2 separate regions of the Mus musculus genome follow, and region 2 is linked to region 1. Evidence: chromatin loops called from intact Hi-C (ENCODE). Cell type or tissue: heart. All regions are shown on one strand. Each heading gives the region's core, and the rest is flanking DNA. Links, peaks and the distances in the headings are about the cores only.

Evidence for each region. Hi-C counts contacts between places; a loop is a spot of excess contacts. Peaks named below come from ENCODE experiments on the same cell type or tissue, not always from the same donor. Only the 100,000 strongest peaks of a DNase experiment are listed, where the experiment ranks them.
Region 2: a loop joins it to region 1, with 2.2 times the contacts of the local background. A loop is called at or near these places in 4 of 42 quality-filtered maps.

Annotation. Positions count from the first base shown.
Region 1 is chr11:32,284,788-32,290,158 of GRCm38, reverse strand. Hbq1b (hemoglobin, theta 1B) reads right to left here and starts at 3,195. Exons shown (of 3, transcript NM_001033981.3): 1 at 3,052-3,195; 2 at 2,752-2,956; 3 at 2,247-2,645. The coding sequence starts at 3,146. The coding sequence ends at 2,517. In heart, for the core only: CTCF peaks have their summits at 3,213 (motif pointing right) and 4,100 (motif pointing left); a DNase peak (open chromatin) is centred at 3,208; H3K4me3 peaks cover 220 bases; H3K27ac peaks cover 1,157 bases; H3K27me3 peaks cover 949 bases.
Region 2 is chr11:32,234,855-32,240,225 of GRCm38, reverse strand. It overlaps Nprl3 (nitrogen permease regulator-like 3), which reads left to right. Exons shown (of 13, transcript NM_181569.3): 8 at 273-429; 9 at 2,820-2,926; 10 at 3,309-3,438; 11 at 5,305-5,371. Among named protein-coding and RNA genes, the nearest start is that of Mpg, 11 kb to the right of the region's middle. In heart, for the core only: a CTCF peak has its summit at 3,013; DNase peaks (open chromatin) are centred at 1,485, 2,995 and 4,415; H3K27ac peaks cover 399 bases.

The DNA of each region.
Region 1 (5,371 bases), core at 185-5,184:
GAACATCAGTTAATCCTATTTAGTAAATTTGGTGAATAAGCCATAAAAACAAGACATGGAGCAGTACTTCCCCAAGACCTCTATCTCATTTCCCCGGTCAGGCTCCTTCCTGCCTTGTGTTTTGCCCTGAATTCTCGTGTCTTTTCTAATTTACAGCTGTAAGATTAAATAAATGCTTCCCCCACCCCAAGTCACTTCTGGTCATGAGGTTTTATCACAGCAATAGAACCCTAACCAGGACAACTGTCTAAAACATACCCAGTAGCAGGCAGGAGAAGTCCCCTGTGAGCTGCTGGTCAAGGGAATCTGAGAGACTCCAAAAACAACATGCGCTCTTGCTTTTCCGTTTTTCTGTCTCCCAGAGAGTTAAGGGAAGTCCTTAGTGATGGAGACACCTTGCGCTTTGGACATGGGACTCAAAAGACTCATGCTGGATCTGACCTGAAGGCTTCCTCACTGACGACTGGCCTTCATTGTACAGAAAGGTGCTATGCAAAGTGCCGAGGGAGGCGTGCAACCAATGGTTCTACAAAGCTCTCCCTGCTATGAACCAGAGCAATGACCAGCATGGCGAGATATGCCTGGGGGCGGGAGGGTAGGGGTACTCATTCTTGGCAGTAACCAACAGCTGCCTAATTGGATGTAAGCCTGCTCAATGATGGCGGGTGGGGGGGAGTCCACTCTGTCAGTGTTTTTCCCATGTCATAGAAGTTTGTCATGCATGTGCCATAGTAGGAGATGATCTCACAGCTCCTTCTACTTTCTCATACCGGACAGTTTGCCTCATGTCCAGAAAGAACTGAAGGCCTGACTAATGGATGTTCAGGGCATGTTCCTTAGCCTGAGAGGTAGCCAATGTGCAGGTTAAAAAAATCAGTTTTTTTTTTTTTTTTTTTTTTTTTGCCATGAATATGATAGACCTTAAGCAGCCAGAAGAAACTACCTGCCTTCTCTGAAGTCCACTGAAGGTAGGATTGGAGGGCCCAGTGCCACCTTTCTACACGACAGGCTTTGGTGCTAGACAAACCTTATTCTAAGATATTGAGTCTGGCATACAGTGCTTTAACTCCAGACCTCCTGACACTGAAGTCCCTAATACACATACCCTGGGCATGGCAGGGTTGGGCAGGCAGCAGTTCAATGATTAAATGTCTCTAGGACAGTGCCCAGTGTGTCCTGGACATCCACTGACACCCTCATTCAGCATTATCAATACTGTGAATCCCATGTGGATCCAGGCAGGTGACTGCCTTGCAAATAGGACCAGGCCTAACCCATCTGGATCTGAGCAGAGTCTAGAGAATGACCAGAGTGGAAGCCCAGGAGAGGGTGATGACTGGGGGGCACACACCATTGTTTTGAACATTGTCACTTATGCTGACTTGTGCCCTCAGTTTCCATCACCTTTCTGAGAGACAAAGCCACAGTTCTGTAACTGATGTGGCCAAGGCTAAAGGCATGGATTTGTACCTCGATGTCATAGGACCCAACAGCGGAGACCCCTGAGCTTCCTCTGTTGCTTGAGAATATGTGAAGGTGCTAGGACTGATCCTCCAGCTGCAGTGGGACTCCTGGTACCACCCAACCCATGACCCTTTGGAAGTGTGGTCTATAAAGCCTTCCTTTCTACTCTGTTCTCGCTAGGCAGCGAGAGCCAGTTCATTCACTGTGGGCATGTCTCTTTCCTAGTTAGCTACAATTTGTGCAGCTTGGAGCACTTTGACACAGGAGACCCCCCCCCCTTCCCATCTCAAACACAGAACACAAACAAACAAAAGGTCAAATAAAAATAAAAAGAACCCAGGTTGAAGAGATGGCTCAGTGGTTAAGAGCATTGACTACTCTTTTGGAGGTCCTGAGTTCAATTCCCAGCAAGCACATGGTGGCTCACAGCCATCTGTAATGAGATCTTATGCTTTTTTCTGGTGTGTCTGAAGACAGCGACTGTGTACTCATATACATAAAATAAATAAACCGAAAGAAAGAAAGAAAGAAAGAAAGAAAGAAAGGAAGGAAGGAAGGAAGAAAGAAAGAAAGAAAGAAAGAAAGAAAGAAAGAAAGAAAGAAAGAAAGAAAGAAAGAAAGAAAGAAAGAAAGAGAAAGAGCCACTCTGGAGCCAGGTATGGTAGGTAAACCAAGGTGGGTGGGGATTGGGGGATGGTTTGGAGAAAGGGGTGGAAACAGAAGGATCAGGAGTTCAAAACCAACCTATTTTTTAGTATGGATTTGAGAGACCAGCCTGGGTTACATGAGAACATGAAATTTATCTCAAAGGCAAAAACACAATAAAACAATACAAACAAGGGATGGCTGCCTCCCATATGAGATCTGAGACACCAGCTTATCTGTACTTTCAGTCTCTTGGAACCTTGTTTAGGAGTACTGGACGCGGGGAGTATATTTCTCTCGTGCCCCTCTGCGTCCAGGACAACAATGCAGCCCTGGGGAGGTTTACTCAAACATTGTGAGCTTTAGGAAGGGCATGGGTGGAGACTATAGAACCCTGTATCCCCAATTCAGCGATATTTGGAGACCAGTGCCGAAGTCACGTGACCCAGAAACTTGTCCAAGGAGGCATGCATCTCTGGGCTGAAGTCTCCAGGATAGTGCCTGGCGAGAGTCACCAGCAGACAGTGGCTGAAGAACTGAAGAAAGAGAACCGCCACGCCTTGCCTTAATTTCTCCCCTACACCAAGCCTTGAAGGGACCCACATCTCCAGCAACCCGGGGTGAGCTCAATACAGGACTCACCTGGAAGTTAGCAGGGTCCACACAGAGCTTGTGCGCATGTAGATCACTGAGAGCAGACAGAGAAGCAGGCAGGTCGTCCAGGTGCTGGGTAGCGAGAGTCAGTGCATCGGCCACCTTTTGGGCATGGGCTTTAACCTGGCTAGAGCCTGGCCTCAGGTCCAAGTGTGGGAAGTAGGTTTTGGTGGAGGGGAAAGCCACGAAGGTCCTGTAGGAAAACAGGGTTGGGCTCAGCCGGACCCGGAGGTACAGAGAGCCGGTCTTCGCCCCGCAGTCCGTTGGAAGATGAGCCCGAGGGCGTACCTCTCCAAAGCCTCGGTCGCGTAGATTCCGACATTGCTGCCCATCTTCTTCCAGAGCGCAAGGACCAGCCACTGATCATCCTGGGACCGAGCCATCTTCAGTGAACTGAGCCTTGCGCTCTGCCCGCTGGCTGAGCTCAAAGACGTCCTGAAACACAAGAGGCCGCCAGGGGGCGCTGCATCGTTCCAGGATGCCTAGGTGTTCACAGATTCTGGTTCAGCTTTGAGCCCTCTGTTTCCCTGGGCTCCCCCTCCACGCCTTACATTTTAAAGTGTTTACTGCATGCACATTGGCATATAATATGTACTATCGATTACAATGGATTTTAGTGTTCATTTGGCACTGTCGGCTCGTCCTGCCTCCCGAGTCGTTCGGAAACTTCACAGGTTTTCCTTTCTTATTCATTATTGAAAAGGACTGAGTGTCAGGAGCCCGTACCCATACTTGGTCTTTTTTTTTTTTTTTCTCCTGGAACACGTCTCCTTTCGTTAAATATCAACATAGTTAAATCTGCATTTAAAGGGGATGGACAGATGGCTCAGCAGTTAAGAGCACTAACTGCTCTCCCAGAGTACCTGGCTTTGGTTCACAGCACAAACATGCCTGCTCACATTTGCCTGTAAATTCAGGTCAGGTAGATCCAAGCCCTCTTCTGTCTTCCACAGTCATACAAGAGATGCACAGATATCCATGCAGCCCAAACACCCACACGTGTGAAATAAAATGAAAGAGATTTAAATCTACATTAAACACCCCTTTCAATCTGGGTCTTGTGGCACAGGTACAGGTTAATCTTAGCACTTGGAGGCAGATGTAAAAGGATGTCTGTGAGTTCAGGACTATCCTGGCCTACATATGGAACTCCAGGCCAGCAGTGCTACATAATGAGACCCTGACTCTGCCTAAACCACTTCAGATAAAAATCCCCTTTAATACATTCCAACTGTGGGGGCTGGAGAGATGGCTCAGTGGTTAAGAAGATGGGACTGCTCATCCAGAGGTCCTGGGTTCAATTACCAGGAATTACATGTGGCTCAAAACTATCTGATGCCCTCTTCTGGTTTGTCTGAAAACTGCTACAGTGTACTTACATAGTTAAAATGAATAAATAATTCTTCAAATAAATAAAATCTAAGTCTGTTTCAAAAATATATTCTTATCAGAGCTGTGAGAATTAAGTAGATGAAAAATATTATATGCCTGGATCATAGGGCAAATTCCTTTGGGGACAATGACCTTTAGAGTGCCTATTATATATCTCAATAATGACAGCAATGATGACACCCTCGGTGAATACATCATCATTACATGAAAGATTCTGTTCTTATTTGGGTTTTTGTGTGACTATGGTCAAGTTCCAATGTTCTGGAACTAGAGGCATGTGGCTCAAAGTCCTGTGCATTTTAGACATGTTTGATGGGTATACGTCAGTGATGTCATATTCTTCCACAATGTTGTGCAGTCTTCACTATAACCATTTCCAGAACTTTTACTAACTAAAATAGTACCTCTAGCCCACTTGCCCGTAACCATCCAACACCCACCAAAAGGCTCTGTCAACCAGGAGGCTACTTACTGTCCCTATAGATTCCCCCAGTTTTGATATTTTACAAACATGAAGCCATGCACTGTGTGACCTTTGTCCTGTTGGTTTCTTCCACTTGACATTTTTTTAAGGTTTATATCCATTGTATGAGAAATTTACTCTTTGCTGTCAATAGTTCAAAAATATTATTTGTGGGTGTATAGATGTCCCTCGGTCAGTAGAGTTTTTAATATGTATGTATGTATGCATATACATATACAACTCTGAGATCAATTCCCAAGCACTGCATAAACTGGGCATGAAGGCACATATCTGAAATATCAGAACTCAGGGGTAGAAACAAGAGGATCAAGAGTTTCAGGGCAGCCGGGCAGTGGTGGTGCATGCCTTTAATCCTAGCACTTGGGAGGCAGAGGCAGGCAGATTTCTGAGTTCGAGGCCAGCCTGGGCGACAGAGTGAGTTCCAGGATACCCAGGGCTACACAGAGAAACCCTGTCTCGGAAAAAAAAAAAAAAAAAAAAAAGAGTTTCAGGGCATCCATCCTTATCTATATAACGTTTTTGAGGCCAGACTGTGCTACATGAAATTCTATCTGAAAGAAAGAAAGAAAGAAAGAAAGAAAGAAAGAAAGAAAGAAAGAAAGAAAGAAAGAAAGAAAGAAAGGAAGGAAGGAAGGAAGGAAGGAAGGAAGAGGGCAAGAGCAGGCATTTTTATATGAGCTACCTGTTGCCTACCCATATGCTCATATGATGTCTATTTTTCACTGTTTTTCT
Region 2 (5,371 bases), core at 306-5,305, 50 kb after region 1:
GAGGCAGAGGCAGGCAGATTTCTGAGTTTGAGGCCAGCCTGGTCTACAAAGTGAGTTCTAGGACTACACAGAGAAACCCTGTCTCGAAAAACAAAACAAACAAACAAAACAAAAAAAGCCCTTGGACACATAACTGCTTTCTCTCTGATTTTTCCCTCAACCTCTCCTGCCCAGTGCCTCTGGACTCTGGCTGTGCCTTGGTGTTCCATGCTTACTTGGTACAGGGCCCCGTGGCTCTTTATGTTTTGCTGACATGTGCCTCTGTCCTTCAGCCCGTACCATGCCTTGCTACTTCTCAGTGACGAGAAGTCTCTGCTGAGTGAGCTTCCCATTGACTGCTCCCCGGCTCTGGTGCGGGTGATCAAGACCACGTCTGCTGTGAAGAACCTGCAGCAGCTAGCCCAGGATGCCGATCTGGCCTTGCTGCAGGTAGGCCTGGGCACTTGGAGGAGTGGGAACAAGAGGCCTCTAGGTACATTTAGGGAGGCAGCCTATGGGGGATCAGGAAAGCAGACTGCCTGCCATGCTGAGTCCCTAATGTCTAGCAGACAAATAGATACTACACGTCCTGCCACAGATGAGGGTAAGGAGGCTTGGGGTTCTGGTATCTGGTCACACTTAGAGCCACGGGACTGATGTCTTTCTCTGTTAAGCAGAGGTGAGGCAAGCCTTGGGAGAAAGGAGAGAAGTGTCTCCAGCAAAGGCCTGGAGAGCAGCTTGGGAAGTAGTAGTGCATGGTGGATCTTCCAGCTCAGCACAGGCTCACACTGGCCTATGAGCAAGCATGTGGGAAGTGAGAGCGAGGACTTGAGTGGTAATTTAACCTACTGTGTGGCTTCTATTTTTTGCACATTTTCCTACCTCTCCTTTAAAAAATTTTTTTCTTTAAAGATTTATTTATTTTATGTATGTGAACACACTGTCATTGTCTTCAGATGCACCAGAAGAGGACATTGGATCCCTTTACAGATGGTTTTGAGCTATCATGTGTTTGCTGGGAATTGAACTCAGGACCTCTGGAAGAGCAGTCAGTGCTCTTAACCACTGAGCCATCTCTCCAGCCCCCTTGTTTTCGTTTTTACTAAAATACATGTCTTTAATGATGAGACATGCAGAGATGCAGCCTTGTTTTGGAGGACAACTAAGTCCAATCAGATGTTCAGAGCAAACCTTCCCTGCAGGACTGCGGGTTTGCCTCTTTCCATCTCTGATGCCATGGGGCTAGGATCCAAGTGAGGTACGCTCCACATGGGTCCCTTTTGTTCTGCTCCTTCTCCCCTTTTATCCAACCCAGCCCTGGAGTCATCAAGATACCCTCATTCTTGTGGCGGAAGACATGTGGCAGAGCTGGAGAGACAGCCCCTTGGCAAGTGTGTGTGGCAGCCCTTTGGGCTCAGAGAGAAGGCCTGTAGCTGAAGTGTAGAGGAGGAAAAGCACAGAAGAAGCTGGATTCAGGGGCCTGGAGTGTAGACTGGGTCACCTGTGCCAGGGCTGTGGGTGCAGGACCCAGGGAATGAATGCCAGTATCCTCACCTGGTAGTGCTATGCACCCTGAGGCCACCAGAGGGTAGCAGAGGCCTACCCAGGACCTCAGTTTGCTCAAAGGCCAGCCTTCTCAGTAGAATGAAGCGGCCACAGCTCTGACACCTCTCAGGTCCCTCTGGCTAGGCCTCCTGGCTCTGTGTGGGGCTGAGAAATGGGTTGGCATCACTGGAGGTTTTTGCTTTGTGGGCCCATTGGGCTGCTTTTTCCAAAACCCTTTCTCTTTTCAGGATAAGTTTATCCCTTCTCTATCTCTGACTCTTCATAGGCTCTGTGAGAGCACCTAGCATATGCTGCCTGTGTAGTTCAACTTGGCATCCTAAGCTGGACAAGATTCAGCAAGGAGCTCATTGTGCTTCCCTCTAGTATCAAACACAGAGGTTTGAATGTGCTCACTGTCCCTGAACGCCCGCAGAGAGGGGCGGTGCTGCTGTTCTGAGGAGTCTGGGCTGCTATTTTCACTTCCTACCCCACGTCTAGAAAGGCTTTACTAAGAGGCTGTTTGAAGGAATCTGTGCTAGGACTGTGCCTGACTTCACTGTCACAGTCCTTTGATAAAGCTTTGATGTCTCTTCCATTTCCTTGTCTAGGTCTTGACTGGGATCAGGGAGGAGGGTGTTTCCTTCCGAACTAACTCCCTGCTGAACCTGATTTAAATCAGAGTTTACTGCTGGCATGCCCGTGTGAAACCCTGTGAGGTCTCACCCTGGCCATTCTCTGCAACTCACCTCACTATTTTCTGTGACTGCTGTTTCCTGTAGATGTCTCTGGGGAGCAGTGATCCTAGGGTGGGGCTGAACCTTTGGGGAACACCTGCCTCAGGAGTGAATGTCACACATGATACAAGGCCACTTTGATGGGCCTTGTGGCCCACTTGTGTGATCTAAGCCCTCAGATGCTAATGGAGAAAGATTTTTTTGTTTGTTTGTTTGTTTGAGACAGGATTGCTCTGTAGCCCTGGTTGTCCTGGAACTTGCTATGGTATCTTGTGTATTTCCTGGTATCTGAGACCTCAGGAGAACAGAATGGGAGGATGGTCTCTGGGGAAAGCAGGGTGCATAGGGGCCTTTGAGTATGCAGGGTCAGGTAGGATGAGACTCCATATTTTATGACTTTGGAGTATGGTGCTGGTGTCTGTGGACAAGAGAATGCTGTGCTTCTGCTGGAGCCGTCCAGCCCATGCTCCAAGCACTCCAGTGTCCCTGTGTTCATGTGCCTACTGCCTAGCAAAACCGTGGTCTCCAAGTTTAGTCCTTCGATCTCTCCTTGGTCTGCAGGTCTTCCAGTTGGCAGCTCACCTGGTATACTGGGGCAAGGCTGTCATCATCTACCCACTGTGTGAGAACAACGTCTATGTCATGTCTCCCAATGCCAGTGTGTGTCTGTAAGTACCAGTGGCTGCCAAAAATCTGGAATCTGGAGCTAGAAAAGCCCAGCAGGACCTTTTAATGGCGAATGGCGCCCCCAGTGGCCAGGCCTCAGTGGCTTTGAATCCATGAGGCCAGATCTCACTATATCCTGATGCTGCCTGCCCATATCGTGCTCAGATGCAGATCACAGTCTGGTTTGGTGTTGCCCATGGTACAGCCATCTCTCCTTGGCTGAAATCAGAGGGGTTCTGTGGTTCCTGCCACGTCTTAAGGGACAGTATAATTCTGCCATCTGAAGGCCTGTTGCATCACCATACTATATTCTGTTGTCATTATGCTCACCCAGATGGTTGCTGTGAGTATGGGAAGGGCACTGACCATGGCTGTCTGCCCCAGGTACTCCCCGCTAGCTGAACAGTTCTCCCGGCAGTTCCCGTCCCATGACCTGCCATCTGTCCTGGCCAAGTTTTCCTTGCCTGTTTCTTTATCGGAGTTCAGGAGCCCTCTGGCTCCCCCTGCACAGGAGGTGAGTCATTAGAGCCCCTGTGTAGCTTACAAGGTAGACTGGGTATAACTGCCTGCCTAGTGGCCCCTGATTCAAAGGCTCTTAGCATTGTTTACCTTTGTGCCATGGTTTGGGGGATTTACTAGCAAGCACTGCAGGCTTCCTCACCATGGGCATCCTTAGGACTAGGACTGGGACTGGTTTATGTTTGTCAGAAGGGCATTAGCTTTTCCTGGGCTGGCAGGATTCCCTGTGCTGCCTCTGGGGCAGGGGCTTCTCACAGGTGGAGGTACCGACAGCTTTGCTCTCACTAAGCCTGGGCCCTGTTTTCCAAGGCAGTTCAGTTCCTGTATCCCTTCCCCTGGGGGCTTAGGAACCATGGGATCTTTGTGTGGAATCCTATGTTGCTGGGCCTAGAGTCCTTTTCCTAAGAAGACCTACAGTGTCAGGCTAGGGTTGAGTCTTGGATGGGGGCCCTGAGTCAGGACAAAGGCTGGTGGCAATTAGAGGCTGGTTGTGGTGGGGGTGCTTCTCAAGGTGTGGGGGATGAATTTGCAGTGGGCTGTCAGTCACTTCTCACTGCCCCATGCTCAAGAGATGGTGAGATGGTGACTTGGAGTCAGAGCAGCTTTGCCCCTTCCCTGTGTTAAGTGCTTTGAGCTCCGAGGGAAGCTAGGGAAAGAGCACAGGTGTCAGAGACAAGCTGGGTGACCTCCATGGTTTATCTTCAAAAGCAAAGTATTTGCTTTAATAGCTGCCAGATACACTGGGCAAAACCAGTCCTCAAAATCAAATACTTCCCCTTCTCAAATTGTGAATGGGAATAAGATCCTGGGTTTTTAGCTCATTTACATGCTGAGTGTGCCAGAGTTCTAAAGCTGCCTTTCACTGAGCCCTTCGTTTCCAGGAAGGGAGCCAGGAAGATGAAAGATGCACTTTGCCTCTGCACCTCCCTCCTCTCCCCCAGGCAGCTCTCTGGGGGGGAGGGCTTGGCAGTGCTCCCATCCCAGCAGAAACTTCCCAGTTGTCTGGATAACGGCTGATCTTCCAGGCCGTGTCTGAGCAGCTGCTTCAGGCCTTGTCAGGGGCCTGGGATAGAGCTGTTTGGTTTGCCACATCCCAGAGACATACTGTCTAATGCTTATAATGCTTTTGTGTTTTATTTTTTACATTTTGTGTTACAATACCTTCAATTCTTTAGAATTCTATTTGGTTTTGACCATGATTAGTATGTATAACTTCCTCCCCAGTAACCCAGCCCCCTTCCATGAGTGACCTGGGCAGCAGCTTTTCTGGGCCTCTCAAAGATGTGAGCACTGGTTCTGTGTTCACACACCTTGCTGCTTGGTGTCTGTGCCTGAGAGATACTTAAACATTGGTGCTGGGTACTACCTGGCACTGGGCTCCATTGCTGTGGCCCAATGCTCATAAGGAAGAGCCATTGGCTTCATGTAGTAACAGCAGGTCCCCTTCCTGTTTCCAGTTGGAATCACCTGTCTTCTTGAAGTAAACTCTGAGGTAGAGCCAAGGACTCACATGACAGTTTCCTCTCTGAACTCTGTGTGGGCTTGCCTAGCAGTGGACTGTCTGACAGCAGCAGGTCTTAGTGGCAAGGACAGATCTGGCTCTAGGGAAAGTTGGCTCAGAGAAGGGAGGAAACCCAGGCGTGTGTTGGGAGTTCTGGCCCTACTGTTTTCCCTGGGGTATGCTGACCTTGCAGAGCTACCCAGCAGTTGAGGGTCCCTTCTTCCTAACAGGAGGCCTTCCCGTTTAGGTACTGGGGCTGCTAAGGACCATGTCTCTCTTATTCCCCAGGAATAGGAATCTGTTCTTAAGGCTTGAGTCAGGGAACCAGCCCATCTGCTGACTTACTTTGCTCACTCACAGACCCAGCTCATCCAGATGGTGGTGTGGATGCTGCAGCGCCGGCTCCTCATCCAGCTGCATACCTATG